Linked DNA regions of Homo sapiens: regions 2 and 3 are each linked to region 1. Evidence: chromatin contacts called from ENCODE Hi-C or POLR2A ChIA-PET data. All regions are on one chromosome and are shown on one strand. The core of a region is the stretch at or near the end of the contact, and the rest is flanking DNA. Distances in the headings are between cores, read along the strand shown. Region 1 has its middle 51 kb from the start of LINC00501. Region 2 overlaps TBL1XR1 (TBL1X/Y related 1). Region 3 overlaps LINC00578 (long intergenic non-protein coding RNA 578).

The links. Hi-C counts contacts between places; a loop is a spot of excess contacts on that map. ChIA-PET counts read pairs that join two places held with the same protein, here RNA polymerase II (POLR2A). Pooled maps may share reads with other maps.
Region 2: a loop to region 1 is called in a map of left cardiac atrium, with 5 times the contacts of the local background. The contact joins two enhancer-like sites. A Hi-C loop is called at or near these places in 8 of 168 maps with a recorded cell type or tissue (CD4-positive, alpha-beta T cell, CD8-positive, alpha-beta T cell, Right ventricle myocardium inferior and 4 more), 6 of 37 single-sample maps with no recorded cell type and 12 of 50 pooled maps. POLR2A ChIA-PET finds 5 or more read pairs at or near these places in 4 of 52 experiments (B cell, CD8-positive, alpha-beta T cell, OCI-LY7 and 1 more).
Region 3: a loop to region 1 is called in a pooled map, with 4 times the contacts of the local background. The contact joins two enhancer-like sites. A Hi-C loop is called at or near these places in 2 of 168 maps with a recorded cell type or tissue (ascending aorta and astrocyte of the cerebellum) and 3 of 50 pooled maps. POLR2A ChIA-PET finds 5 or more read pairs at or near these places in 3 of 52 experiments (BJ, PC-9 and activated CD8-positive, alpha-beta memory T cell).

Annotation. Positions count from the first base shown.
Region 1 is chr3:177,342,750-177,347,881 of GRCh38, forward strand. No RefSeq gene overlaps it. Among named protein-coding and RNA genes, the nearest start is that of LINC00501, 51 kb to the left of the region's middle. RefSeq lists enhancers at 1,782-2,301, 2,822-3,339. Within about 2 kb of position 3,047, at least 34 of the 41 ENCODE cell types and tissues checked have a DNase peak (open chromatin) inside an H3K27ac peak, as active enhancers do; they include PC-9 and ascending aorta, where a contact is called at or near this core.
Region 2 is chr3:177,124,025-177,129,156 of GRCh38, forward strand. The region is part of intron 1 of TBL1XR1 (TBL1X/Y related 1); the gene reads right to left. It also overlaps the pseudogene RNU6-681P. Among named protein-coding and RNA genes, the nearest start is that of TBL1XR1, 71 kb to the right of the region's middle. Within about 2 kb of position 2,220, at least 2 of the 41 ENCODE cell types and tissues checked have a DNase peak (open chromatin) inside an H3K27ac peak, as active enhancers do.
Region 3 is chr3:177,476,573-177,481,704 of GRCh38, forward strand. The region is part of intron 1 of LINC00578 (long intergenic non-protein coding RNA 578); the gene reads left to right. Among named protein-coding and RNA genes, the nearest start is that of LINC00578, 37 kb to the left of the region's middle. Within about 2 kb of position 2,104, at least 15 of the 41 ENCODE cell types and tissues checked have a DNase peak (open chromatin) inside an H3K27ac peak, as active enhancers do; they include PC-9 and ascending aorta, where a contact is called at or near this core.

The DNA of each region.
Region 1 (5,132 bases), core at 1,797-4,296:
GTGTGAGCCACCGTGCCCCGCCGAAAAATAAGCTTGTATTGTATTCATTGGGGTTTGGAGATTTGTTTCAGCAGCTAGTATTATACTAAATAATAGAATTAAACTTTCAAACTGCAAGTCCCATCAATGAAGCAGATGGTTACATAATCTAATCACCTTTCCTTACACTGAGAAAACAACAACCCAAATCACTACTTTTTCAAGGCCATATCCTTTGACTTCCACTAGTCTCTAGGAGACTGTTTAGTAAGCAGATTGGACCACCTGGGCATTACCTTTAAATCTGCTATCCATGTGCCCTGGGCAAGTTACCTCACCTCTCTAAGCCTCAGACGCTCCATCTATAAGATGGGGATAGTAATAGGACTGCCTGTAAGAGTTGCTGGAAGGAAAAAGTTGGTACCCTATACAGAGTGCGCAGCCCGGGATTTGGGATGTGGTAAGCACATGATAAATATTGGCTAGTAAAGGTCATCATTCTTTACAGATGTATCTTCATATTTCTGGCTGATGGTGGGGAAGGCCCACAACAGGACAAGCTGTGCCTGGGCAAAGGTGACTGAGTTTCTAGCAGTAAAGCAGTTCACAGTAACCAGGCTCTCCTCCTGTCCACCTCACCCTTTCCCTTTCCTCTCTTTTTAAATTCAAGCAACAGCTCACACAACCTTCAGACTTTGAACTAGGCTACTGTGATCTGAGACCTGTTCATTCCACCCAAAATTTTTGAATAACTTTCATAGGATCCTTCTGGAAAAAGAGGATAATAGCAGTGACAACAACAATAATTCCTGATCGTTAAGTACAGTGCTTTTGAGTTTGTGAAGTTTTTTTTTTTCCACTCAAAATGCCCATGATGATTCTACCAGAGCATTTTTTTTGATGTTGGAAAATCTTACAACATTCCCTGATAAGGCATGTTTCTGAAATGATTTCATAAAAATCGACAGTTTTGTATTAAAACAAGAAATAATTCAATTTCTGAGTGAAAGACTATGCACTACGTAAATCTTTCTTGAGGAATTTAGAGGGGTTTTTTTTTTCCCTTGCACCTGACTGGATATATAAACATAGCTAGAGTCTTGGCTAATAATAACATCACAATGTGTACAGACCCAGCGCTCTTCAATACCTTTGCAGAGTTATTTGTGTCGGAAAGGATTTTATCATAAGCACATTTCTTCTCTCAGTATCACATGATGCGCCATTGAATTTCCCATCATACAAACTTTCTAATCTCATTTACAGTCACAGAGGTTGAAAATAGATAACTAATCAGCATTTAAGTACCTTATAATCTGTAAGGTAAACCAGATATGGCTAGACTGGCAGTGGAACATTCCAGAGGTTGCGGACTAGGGGATCCTGACTCTAGTCCATTATTAATAAGTTCTGCGACTTCTACAGCCCCTGGATCTCACTGTGATTCAGATTCCATATGTGCAAATTGAGTTTGTTCCTCTAAGTTTCCCTCTAATCCTCATACAGTCAAATGAGTGTCATAATTCTAAATATTTCAGCTTAATTTACGACAGTGTCCTTACTCATGATTCAAGACAGACTGGGGCCACATATAGGATCGCTGTGGCCTTTTCTTTTCTCTTTTCTTTTCTTTCTTTCTTTTCTTTTCTTTCTTTTTTTTTTTTTTTTTTTTGAGACAGAGTCTTGCTCTGTCGCCCTGGCTGGATTGCAGTGGTGCTATCTCGGCTCACTGCAAACTCCGCCTCCCGGGTTCACGCCATTCTCCTGCCTCAGCCTCCCAAGTAGCTGGGACTACAGACGGCCACAAGCACGCCCAGCTAATTTTTTGTATTTTTAGTAGAGATGGGGTTTCACCGTGTTAGCCAGGATGGTCTCGATCTCCTGACCTCGTGATCCGCCTGCCTTGGCCTCCCAAAGTGCTGGGATTACAGGCATGAGCCACCGCGCCCGGCCGCTGTGGCCTTTTCTTAGCCTAGGAAATCTGTACTGGGAGATCTGCCAGTTTCCTTGGCCTTAATCTTCTTCAGTTCTAACAAATGTTCCCATAGTGACAAGTTGTATTAGAGTTGACGTGGGCTGCTTTCTTCCCATTCTATTCTGTTCTATTCCATGTATCTATTTATTTATTCTGTTTTACATTTAAATCTCATAGTGCTAAAGCAAACTTCTCTTCTGAGAATGCCTATTAGGCAGTTAGAGAACTGACCAAGTGACTAAATATAACTTTAAGACCTGACTTTGCTTGAGCTCTTCACCGGTTATTTAAATCTATTTAGAATTTAGCTATTTGGTTCATCTGATGGGTTGACAATTGACTTAATAATAGTTATCCTTTGTCATAGGATTCTTCTTTTTCATGAAGTATTCTGAGAGTGAAATTGGGGATAATAGGGCACTTGAGAATGGGGTTAGGGAACTGTAGATACCTGCAAATTTGCAAAATGCTGACAAACAAAAGAATGCAAACTAAAAAAGAATGGAGGCGATTTAGAAAGTTACATTTCTTTGACTCAAAGATAAGGCTTTACCAAGGAAAGCAGAAGGGTGGAATGGTTTCCTGTTTAAGTACTGGCTGAATAGGGTAGTCTGTGTGCCGTTTGTGAGAATGTTTCCTAACAGGAGGAAGTCTGCAACGCACTGCAAAACCTAACCTGATCATACAGTATTTGATACCCTCGGACACAAATCCAGGCCTAGCCAAACCTCAGCGTAACTTTGGCTCCCAGCCAGTTTGATTCCTGTAATATTATTCAGTGTGAAACGCCATCGACCAATTTTATTATTTTTAGAGAATAGGACGTGAACTGATAGCCAAATGGTAAATAAAACCCCACTCCCCCATCCAGTTTGTTGTGTACTGGGAAGCACTGGGTGTGCTGAAGAAACGACAAACAGCAGGGGTTTGATTCTTAAAACGTTCCTGTACTCTAGGTTTTTGTGTCATTGTTGTTGTGTTCCTTATTTCCTTTTTGCCATCAATGGTGGCAGTTATTGGATAGGCCTTGGCCAGCGCTCCAGGGCTGCTGCTTTGCCCAGTGACTGTATCTTTCCTGTTAGCATGCTGATCATACTTGGAAACTATGAGTCAGTGAAATGCAGCCGCTAGCAGTGGGGGTGGGTAGATTACTAGGGAAAGTGCAGCCAAGACTTCCTGTACCAACTCAGGGCCATTATCTTTGGGGGAAGGTAGGAACTCACTATGGCAATAGGAACACCTACATTCACCTGGCATTTGCTGTGTACTACATTGATTTAGGGAGGGTATAGGGGCACAAATTAAAAAAAAAAAAAAAAGAAAGAATTAAACCTTCTTTTGTAGACACCAGGGTGGAGCTTTGAGAGTCATGTTATAATATCCCTGTTATTGACACCTTCAACTTGCTATTAGTTGCTGAGACTCATTAACTATTCACATTTGTCTGCCCTCATTCAACTCCTAGCAACTGCAGTTACAGTCCTATTTAAAATAATAGAGTAAGATTGGTAACATTACTGATTTAACAGGAAATTAGAAGACTTACATTCATAGAGCTTAGGTAATTGACACCAACAGCACTTTTCTTGTAATTTATGCACTATGATTGATTTCATTCCCCTGCTAGCCCTAAAAGAATCTCTGAAGCATATTCAGCCATCAGATTACTGTGCAAAGGAATTAAATGAGTATTACCCTGCTATCTATTTCAGAGCTGGTAAAAAGTTTCTAAGTGGTTTGGAGCTCAGGAGTCAGTCTAAAATTATAATGCTATTATAAAAGAGTTCAGCTTTAGAGCATTTCTTTGTAAGTGACAACTGTGGATTCACATGAAAAGGGCTTATTACTGAAAACGAGGACAAAACTACAAGTAGGTCATTTGTTTATGATTTTAAGCGTATTTTTTTGTAAGCTATATATGTATTCCCCGGCTTACCCTAAAATACACTCACTAACCTATAACAGTTGTGTTATAAATGATCCATTTCCAGATGTTTATTTAGTGTGGTATTTGGATCATAATATATCGCCACGCTTCATGCTTCTCACCCTCCACAATATAATTAACAATGCTGAGTGCAAGAAGTCTGATAAATGAGGAGGAAATATATTATTTAAGCCATGTATTCTACTCTGGAAATTTCATGAAACACTGGCAAAGAAGAGGTAGTAAATCTACAATGTTCAAATAAATCATTATTATTATTATTATTATTATTATTATTTTATTTTGCTATTTATTGAGCAGAGTAGGCATGGTCTGGGATCTACCTGCTTATTTCTCTAGTTTCATGTTCTCTTTTGTGGGGCTGGGTCTAAGGAAACCAGTCTACACCCATAGGATTCTAGGACTCTGGGGCTCCTTGCACACAGCTCACAAGGGGACATGCCCAGAAATGGCCAGGCTCCAGGTATCCTAGGAGGAACTGACCTAAGGTAAGTCCAGTTGTTGACCTAAGGCAGTAACAGGTGTTGGGTAAAGTGCTCCTGCAAAATATTTTTAATATTACAAAGAAGCAGAATAAAGATATGACAGCCATGTGTGAAAAAGTAAAATTCTGTGAAGATTAAGACAAGAGTAGGTTTAAGTACTTTCTTAGTTGCTATTCTGGGTAAAAATTCAGCTGACAGACTAGGATGAAAGCCTAGGTACGTCAATGATTCTTTGGATTCTTCTCAGTTAACTCAGTGCTTTCTTCATGTCAGTCTTCCACTCAGAGGTCATTGTCTTTTGTTTGTTTGTTTAACTTTAACAAAGTTTATACTTCGTATTTAGGAAAAAAATCAATCCTAAAGGGCTACTTTCAACATGGCGATATACATTATTTCAGTTAAATTCTTCGAACAACCATAATATCTATTGTATACACACACATTATCTTTGCTAATAACAGCAATGCAATGAATAACTACAATAGTGATTTAGCATCAGCTCATGTTTATATAGCACTGCACCAGCACATGCATCTATTTTTTTTCTTATGTACATCTCAAAAGATACCTATGAGGCAAACAGGACCAAAAAACACTTTTTGAGCCTCTGTGTGATCCAGGCACGGTTCCAGGGTTACCTCTTTAACAGTGCCAGTACTACAGAGTTGAGGGAGGTGGGGGGTGGAGCAGAATTTAAGGAGGCCTTCACTCTCAGGGTCATGCCAGCAGAGGGTTAGCACCTGAG
Region 2 (5,132 bases), core at 970-3,469, 220 kb before region 1:
TGCTAGTGTCTCTCATTCTCACTCTTCACTGTTACTTAAAGAACAAAGAACTAAAGAAGCCAGAAAGAACTAGATCAAGCGATGAGACCAATTTTCAGGGTAAGGCATAATAACATTAGCTAATCAAAAACTGGAGTATTTCTATCATTTAATCCTGCAAGACAATACCTCCTGTTTTCCCTCACTTTCCTTCCAATAACTTGACAGAAGTCTGGGGAAGGATGGATCCCAAGCAGAAAACCTTCACAAATGTGAAAGAAAATGGAAATCCTAGCATAGTCACATGACTAACTAGAAATCCCAGAACTCTGTCAACAACCTTTGTTTTCAATGCAGAAATCATTTCTGTACTTTTAATGACCCATCATTCAACCTCACTTGAGCTCCTCCAATAATTGGCACTACTTTACCAAGTTATTAGACAGTTCTATTAGTAATTATTTGAAAAATCATTCTTCTCTATGATTCAAATATGTCTAACTATTAACTATTTCTTACGTGCTATAGGGCTAAATAAACAAACTCCTCAGCTTTAAATGAAAATCTTCAGCTACTGGAAGGCCTTTCTCCCATTCTCTCATTCTCATTTAAAAAATGTGTGACCTATCAATTTCAAAAACCTATTCCAGTTTCTCCTTAAAGACTCCTAAAAGGGAACACAGTGCTTAACTCACGGCATCTTTTTCTTCAATACTTAATAAGTTTATTCTCTTAATTGACAATGCAATGAGAATAGTAAAACTCAAAATCTCAACTGCTAGTAAGATCTAGAAAGTCTAGATAAAAATTCATAAAAATCTGTCACTGTAACTGAGGCTGACAAATGGTGTTACGACAACTGAACAGCTAAATGCAAAAGAAATGAATTTAGAACCCTACTTCACACCATATAAAAAATTATCACAAACTGGGTTATAGAACTAAGAGCTAAAACTCTGAAACACTTAGAAGAAAACATACAGGTCAATCTTTATGACCTTGGATTAGGCAATGGTTTCATAGATATGCCACCAAGAGTACAAGAAACAAAAGAAAAAAACAATAAACTGAGATCATAGAAATGTAAAACATTTTCATTTCAAAAGACAACATCAAGAAAGTGAAAACCCACAGAACAGGACAAAAGTTGTGTAAATCATATCACAGATATGAATCATAACATTTGCATCCAGAATATATGAAATACTACAACTCAATAAAAGACAAGCCAATTTTGAAATCTGAACAGATACCCCAAAGAGTAAAATACAAACGGCCAATAAGCATATGAAAATACGCTCAACATCACCAGCTATCAGGAGAAATGCAGAACAAAATCACAATGAGGTGCCATTAGGATGGCAATCAACAAAAAAACAGTGATAAGGGTTGACAAGGATATGAGAAAGATGAGAAACTGAAACCCTCATTCACTGCTGGTGGAAATGCAAAATGCTGCAGTCCTTTGGAAAACAGTCTGGCCGTTCCTCAATTATTAGCATTTAATTAGAAATAATGAATTAACAGGATTTTAAAAAACATTTAGTATAAAACTGACAAGTGTCTTTTTTATTTCACAAGAATGAAAAATATACATCAGGACATGTTTCATATATGAATATATATATAACCAACGACTACAATAACTCATTTTTAAATTCTAGGAGGCAATAAAACAGCCAGTATACTTGACGTGCCATGGAGAAGTGCTGGCAATTTTCTTTATGATTCACTAAGACAATTAAAATAGCTCATTTATTTATTCAATTTCCAAGTTTTCAAATTTCCAAGTAAAAAAATTACCCTCCAAACTGACAAAGATTTTATATTTCAAATAGTAAGCTAAGGAATGACTTTTAATCAAATTATGGAATGGGCTATTAATCATTATTAGCCAATACAGTTGATACAGATACCACATTTCTTTTGTTTTTAATTTTTTGGAGTACACAGTAGGTGTATATATTTATGAAGTACACAAGACATTTTGATACAGGCATGCAGTGCGTAATAAAAAATATGAAACACTTTGTAAAACTGTGTGTCATCCTTGTGCAGGGGACATGCTAATCTTTGTATCATTCCAATTTTAACATATGTGCTGCCAAAGTGAGCATCAGTTACCGCATTTTTAAAAAGGTAGTCATTAAGTAGAAGTGGCTCTGTCAAAATAAGACCTGTTAAAGCACAGGGTGCTGAATCCCACACCACTTTCTGACTCAACGGCTAGATATGGGATTCAGCCAAGAATCTGCATTTCCAACAAGTTAGCAGGAGATGTTGATGCTGCCAAGGATCACACTTTGAGAACTACAATACTATGCTGAATCATCTAACACAACAATATTCTTTTTAAGACCAAAAAATGGTAATATTAATAATCCAATCATTTGTTAAACATCGGTTATGTAATAAAATTAAGATACATCAGAGAAGCTTTAAATCATCAGGACTTTCCCAGTGTTGTTTGCTCCAATTAGTACATCTTCTACTAATATGTCCATAAGATGCCTTTCAAGTCCTACATCCATGAAGCCTTCTGATTCCTCCAGCTAGAAATAACTGCTTATTCCTTTGAACCTAAGTCATCACTTGTAACACCCATAAAATACTGCCAACTTGTATTACTTGTTCAGCTATTCACATTCAAGACTTTCTCACCTACTAAACTAAGTTCCATGGTAGCCTACTAACAAGCATTTTCATATCCCTCAGAATTCTTGGCACTGGCTCTCCATAAATATTCAATAAATATGTCTTTAGCAAATAATTAAAATCAATATATCCTTGATTTCATCCCCCATTTTCAGCCAAAAAAAAAAAAAGGGCACAAGTCAAGCTTTTACAGAGAAATGCCCAAATCAAATCCTTTTCAAGTGACTGTACATAATGTACGGTTGTAATATTTAACCATCTAAGTTTAGGCTTAAGGAATAAGAGCATTAGAATGGCAGTTTTAGCAAAACCCAGTTTCAGCAAAAACAACATTCAGTTGGTGAACTAACCTACAGTTCTCTTCTCATAAAATGCGTTCAACAATACAAAAGTTTGATTGTTTTAAAGAGTAATCTGCCACAGATTATAATCAATGTGGAACCTGCTGCCCAAGTATAATTCTTTCCATAATGTATTATTACATTAAAAAACCCTTTGTGTTATTCTATGTATCTCAACATACTGCCACCTGACCTACATACAGAAGCTCAACTTGTATATCTAGTTCCCAAGTCCCTTGAGTCATTTCTTTTATGGTATCTCTAACATCATATAAAACAGCACAGAATTGCAACATCTTAAAAGTGTTTAAAATTATCTGTAATTCTCAGTATCATTAAAAATTCTTCTACGATATAACTCCTTCTACTATCCTTTCATCTGTCTGCCCTTTATAGAGTGTGAAGAAAAAAAGAACACAGGGGACCTAATGTTATTTATCTCCAAAACCTAAAAACACAGTATCTGGTATAGCAGGTGCTCAAGAAACACTTTGGATTGCAATCATTGTTGTTACTTGCTATCTTGTATACTATTCTTCACACAGCTCATTAGACTACTAGTATCAACATCTGGCAATTTAGGGAAGACCTGAGATCTATAACAGCTGCAGATCAAGTCCTAAGTACAAGAAAAGGGTATCAAACATGCAGTTCTATTTAATCTTCAATGGACCTGAAAGTTAGAAGAGACAAGGAAGAATTCACTGTCTGAAACACTATTGAGTCACTTTAAGGAGTTTGGGAGGTTTTTTGTTTAAACATATACCGGCAGTTCACATTTTGGATGGTAGTGTGGGAATGTAAAAATCACCAAGATTTGAAACTGAACAAGGTGATCTTAATCAGTGTGAATTGTTCCATTACTTTAAAAACTTGGTCAAGATATTAAAAACATTTACTATCAGTTATCAACGTATAATCAAAACATTGTAAAACGGGCCGGGCGCAGTGGCTCACGCCTGTAATCCCAGCACTTTGGGAGTCCGAAGCAAGCAGATCACTTGAGGTCAGGAGTTCGAGACCAGCCTGGCCAACATGGTGAAACCCCCATCTCTACTAAAATGCAAAAATTAGTTGGGCGTGGTGGTGCACACCTATAGTCCTGGCTACTCGGGAGGCTGAGGCAGGAGAATCACCTAGACCCAGGAGGTGGAGGCTGCAGTAAGCCAAGATCACACCACTGCACTTCAGCCTGGGTGACAGAACAAGACTCCGTCTCAGGAAAAAAAGACAAAAAAAAAATCATTCTTTTAGTACACTGTAATTTAAAACATTAGAACCGATGTGAACTGTTTTATTTCTTGGTAAATGGCTTATTGAGAACTTTGAATAGCAACTTTTGTTCTCATATAACTTATGACACAGAGAGCAAGCATCTTTTCTGCTTTTTTGGAGACAGGGTCTTTCTCTGTCATCCAGGCTGGAGTGCAGTGGCACAAACACAGCTCCCTGCAGCCTGGATCTCTCAAGCTCACGCGATCATCTCACCTCAGTCCCCCAAGTAGCTAGGACAACAGATGCATCCCACCACGCCTGGTTAATTTTTGTATTTTTAGTAGAGATGGGGTTTTGCCATGTTGCCCAGGCTGATTGAGAACTCCTGAGCTCAAGCAATCTGCCCCCGTCGTCCTCCGAAAGTGCTGGGATTACAGGCGTGAGCCACCGTGCCCAGCCTGAGCCACCAAACTTGGCCACTTATGACACAGAGCAAATATCTTTTCTATTTCTTGGGGAAATTTCTTGGGGCATTTTCACACAACTCTCTAAAGCTTCTAACATTTTATCCTTGAATGTTGAATGTCATGAAATATCTCTGATAGAGTTCCTTTATTGTGAAGTTTTTGGCCAGTGACACTTCCTATGAGGCCATCGTCTTTTTCATCACAGCCACTTTCCTCATTTATGTCCATAAATTCACCTTCACTAAGTTTCTCCAGCTGCAGATTCTCGCAACACTCTCCCCATCAGCTATTTCTTCTATAACTCCACTTACACGTGATTCAAATTTCATGTTCAGCACGGTCATTTTTAGAGGTGGTTTTTGCACTTTAATCTTTGATGACATTAAAGTGTAATCTAAGGGCTATGGGATGCTCAAAAGACAGTAGGCCCACAGGAAAAAAACAAGTAATTGAGAAAAAAGGTAAATGGCCACAA
Region 3 (5,132 bases), core at 854-3,353, 130 kb after region 1:
TAAATCAACATCGTTGAGGATTAAAAACATGACTTCTATTGACGCGATTGCCAACTCTTGACAGACCATTAAGAGGAGCAGGGAAAAATATGTCGCTGAATATGAAGTTTGAAGTTTATTACGTTAGTTATCATTCAAATAGGTTTTGGAAATCACTTATCTAATTAGCTACGATGATTATTCGTCAGTTGTTTCTATGGATACTACTCATCTTATTACTCAAAATAGACACTCATTTATGTGCTTATTTCTGCACAGTCTAGTCATCAGCATCTGATAGTTCTGACACAGGAGGGAATCCTGTTTTTTTTTTTTTTGTTTTTTGTTTTTTTTTTTAGTGGGCCGTTTACTGGCTACACTGAGTCCTATCTTGTAAATACTCGTAATGCACTTCCTCAGGCTTTGAAGTAAGTGAATAAGCGCAGCCCTCATGGATTTCATAGCTCGAGAACAGTGTTTCTTAAACTTGGCTACACATTGGAATCACCTGGGGGTGATTGTCCACTCACAGAAATTCAGAATCTCTCCAGGGTAAGACCCAAATATCATTGATCTTAAAATCTTCCAGGTGTCTCCAATGGACATCTAAGTTTGAGCACACTGGCTCTTAGGGTAAACAGGTGCAAACATTCCTAAGCAAACATTCACAAAATTCTCTCTCCTCACAGGCATGCTAGAACATGAAACTGATTGGGTTGGACATTAGACTCACTGGGTAGTGGGGCGGGGAGGTGGGCTTATAGACAGACTGATGCCTGGCCCCCACCCTCGTCAGATTTTTAATTAAATGGTCCCTGGAGAAGGCTGTGCTTAGCGATCAGTATTTTTAAAAAGCCCCTTAGGCCACTCATATAAACAGCCTGGTTTTGAACCACTGAGTCACACCTACTAATCTCGAGAGAAGGCCCAAGGCTCAAGAGAATTATGTTTCCGTTGCATTAATTTCCAGTAAGGCCTGATGCTTTTCTTTTTTTTTGTTTGTTTTTGTTTTTGTTTTTGTGACAGAGTCTCGCTCTGCCACCCAGGCTGGAGTGCAGTGGCGCAATTTTGGCTCACTGCAACCTCCACCTCCCGGGTTCAAGCGATTCTCCTGCCTCAGCCTCCTGAGTAGCTGGGATTACAGGCATGGGCCACCATGCCTGGCTAATTTATGTATTTTTAGTAGAGATGGGGTTTCATTATGTTGGCCAGGCTGGTCTCGAACTCCTGACCTCCAGCGATCTGCCCACCTCGGCCTCCTAAAGTGCTGAGATTACAAGCTTGAGCCACCATGCCAGCCAGCCTGATGCTTTTCAGCAGACATCTTCCTGGTTCTGAAACGAAGAGATGAAGAGTGAAAAATTCAATTTAAATAAGATTTTCCAGCAGTGTAGGGTTGGGGTGGAGCTCTAAAACCATCTTGCCAGCCTGAGTTATTGAATACCAATGTCAGGAATAATTGAAGCAGCAGCACAAGGGGTATCTGTGAGGGGCGGAAAGGTCTAGTTTAGTTGATCTATTTGACCTTGTTTGCTAGATGTGAAGTCTTCTTTTCCTCGCAGAAATGAAGAGTTTAAAACAACAACAAATCAATGACCATATCACATTGTATTGGAATATTGAAAATACTCAGGCTGCTTGATAATGTAAAACAGCCATACTTATATTAATTATTCAATAATAGGCAGCTATCTATATTTTGAACTTTTTCCTATTGTTTCAGCTAGGAGCAATTCTGCTTCTCACACGTGTAGCTTGCTTGTCTGTTTCTTTTCCCTCTTTAGACTGTAATAGTGCTGAGTTCACCATGGCCCCTTCATCATAATGAGAAAGAACTTTTCTAATGACTCAGAGATTTCTAAATTAAACCTAAAATGTTTATTACAAAGATGCTGGACACACATTATGCATCGCTGTTGCAATACAGTAATATAATTCAGATAGAAATTATCTTTGCAAATGGCAATCAATTTTTGCTACTACTTTTTGCATTCTTGACAATCTAGTCACTGGGCTGTGGAAAAGTGCTTTTACTTGATTATTTACACTGTTGATAATCACTGTGGTTTTTGGCAGAGCTAAGGCATTATTTCACAGACCTGCATTGCAATAGGGAACGGGTGTAACTTCAAAATACTGCCAAAGTTCCTGTGGCTTTAGCCGACACCAAGGAATGTACAAACTCAAGCACAATTCTTAGGAGACTTCATTCTTTTACAGTGGTTTGCCACAGGGCAGTCCACATGCAGGGACAAGTTAAACAAATATGGTCCCTGGAGAAAGTGGGCTCCCCTGTAGCCCAAGAAGTCTACTGCTGTGGAGGTCTTCAGGAACTATCTGCATCTCCCACTTAATGCCCAGGACACATATCCTCCCACTTAGAACTTTGGGTTTAAAAGGGAGGAAACATATTTTAAAGTATTAGATAATTCAAAAACCGGCCAGGCACAGTGACTCACGCCTGTAATCCCAGCACTTTGGGAGGCCGAGGTGGGTGGATCACCTGAGGTCAGGAGTTCGATACCAGCTTGGCCAACATGGTGAAGCCCTGACTCTACTAAAAACACAAAAATTAGCTGGGCCTGGTGGCAGGTGCTGGGAGGCTGAGACAGGAGAATTGGTTGAGCCCAGGAGATGGAGGTTGGTTGCAGTGAGCCGAGATGGCACCACTGCACTCCAGCATGGGTGACAGAGACTCCATCTCAAAACAAAACAAAACAAGACAAACGAAAAAACAAAAAACAAAAAACAACCCCGTGGTGCCACTGCACTATTTTCAAAGGGAAAAAGAGCCACCGCTCCAGGCTGAATGTTTTCTTATAGATCATATGCTGATAAAGAAATGAACACAGACCTGTAATGTGGCAGATAACCTTTTGCAAGCGACTGCAAAAGAATAAAGAAAGATAGAAGCAGCGGAAAGAGCTATATTAAATGACTGCCTTATCACTCTTAGACAACTCCTACCTTTGATTTTTAAAAAATTTAAACATTTCAAACAAATCGTTATGCCATAGTGGGATGCTCTTGGGAAACACAAAAACAACAACAACAACGACAACAACAAAAAGAAAAAACAGACTCTGACTAGTCCAAAAACATCTCAGCAGGCAATCTAAGGACTAGAACTGATTTAATTTCTTTCAAAAAACTCTCCTCTATCATAACAAAGGTGTCAGTTATAAAGGGGAACATCTGTTTTGCTAGACCCTAAACTAAAACCTCTGATTCTTTTCACATCAGTCATTGAACAGCTGTCAGATATATGAACAAGTTTTAGACACCTGAGAATTATGACTTTGAACACGTGACCTAGAGATCCTCTGCCCCTGTTATCACTTCCTTGGGCCACCCGCCATGGCAGACTACACAGTCATTATAGAAAATGCCATCACCCAGTTTTGTTTGAGACTACACCAGCATGTGTTCAGCATTTTGAGTATTTTTCTGATTTAAGTAGCACTTATTCCTGATTGCTTTTGGTCTTGTCCCTGTCCTATTTTGTGATACTACTATCTGCCAGCCACTAAAGTCAGAAATTGTAATTATCTTTAATTTACTAACCCTGGCTGATCTTTGGCCATTGTGGCTGGTGAATTCTTCTTTTCTTCTTGTGCGTTACCATTACCTGAATTCAGGCTGGCATTATTACATTATCATCCTCTTTGAATAGCTAAGGGGCATTTTGGCTCCTTTAACTCGCCACCCATTCTTCCCTTTACTGCCAGATTTTCATCTTAAATCAGAGATCAAATAATCTCATTGCTATGTTCAAGTTTTTCCATGGTTCCCCACTTGTCTTCAAATTCCTTATCATGTTATTCCTCACTACTCATGTTAGTAGTACTAACACTACTCATGTTAGTAGTAGTCTTCTAACACTACTCCACCTGGCTCTGCTGCTCCACTGAAGACCCTTGATTATAATCTCAGCTCCAGCTCTGCCTGGTGATTTTTCCTTACTAACAGCGTATGTAGAATCCTTCCATGTTTGTGTTAATACACAGTTGCTCCCGCTTAGGACTCCATTCTCCTCTTTCTCCTGCCATCATAATACACACCTCTTAGAAGGCTCATATCTAATGTCACCACAGAGAAGTCTTTTCTGCCTCAAGAAATGGAATACTTCGGCCGGGTGCAGTGGCTCACTCCTGTAATTCCAGCACTTTGGGAGGCTGAGGCGGGCAGATCACGAGGGCAAAAGATCGAGACCATCCTGGCCAACATGGTGAAAACCCGTTTCTACTAAAATCAATAAAATAGTGTGGACTTACATACTTTTATATGAGCTTCCTACAGACCAGAATTGCATCTTCTTCATCCTTCTGTGCTCAATATTTGGCCCTCTATCTGTACATTGTAGGTGCTCAGTCAGTGTTATATTGAATTAGGATTACAGAGCACTGGCTTTCTGTGTGGTAGTTCATGGGAAGCTTCCTGCTCAGTGCCTATCAGGTGTGCCATTGCGTGATATATGAGTTGATCTGAATGCCCCTTGAGTTCCTTGTGAGCTTAAAAATTGGAGGAATATGTAATCCCAGCACTTTGGGAGGCCAAGGTGGGCAGATCACGAGGTCAGGGGATCAAGACCATCCTGGCCAACATGGTGAAATCCCATCTCTACTAAAAATAGAAAAAATTAGCCAGGCGTGGTGGTGCGTGCCTGTAGTCCCAGCTACTCGGGAGACTGAGGCAGGGGACTCTTTTGAACCCGGGAGGCGGAGGTTGCAGTGAGCTGAGATTGTGCCACTGCACTCCAGCCTGGGCGACAGAGTGAGACTCAAAAAAAAAAAAAAAAAAAAAAATTGGAGGAATAACCCAGAAAGTAGACAACTATTTCCCTCCTGTATTGTCTTCTCCTGCTGGCCTCTTCTGTGACCCCTTAACCTTCCAATCCCTTCCATCCTGCTGTCTCTGTCTTTGTTCCTCTTTTTGTACCATCAGAGCCGTTTCAAAGCACAGCTCACATTGCACCTTCTACTGCGAGCCTTCTGCTTTGGATTTGCTTTTTTGCTGATCTCTCTAGGACTTCAGAATCTCTTTTTCACTATTCAGCATTTTATTACTTACAGTTTTGTACCAATTATTCATTACTTGGTAAATTGTTCCCAATTAATTCAACTGAGAACTACTAGAGTCTAGCTTAATTTTCA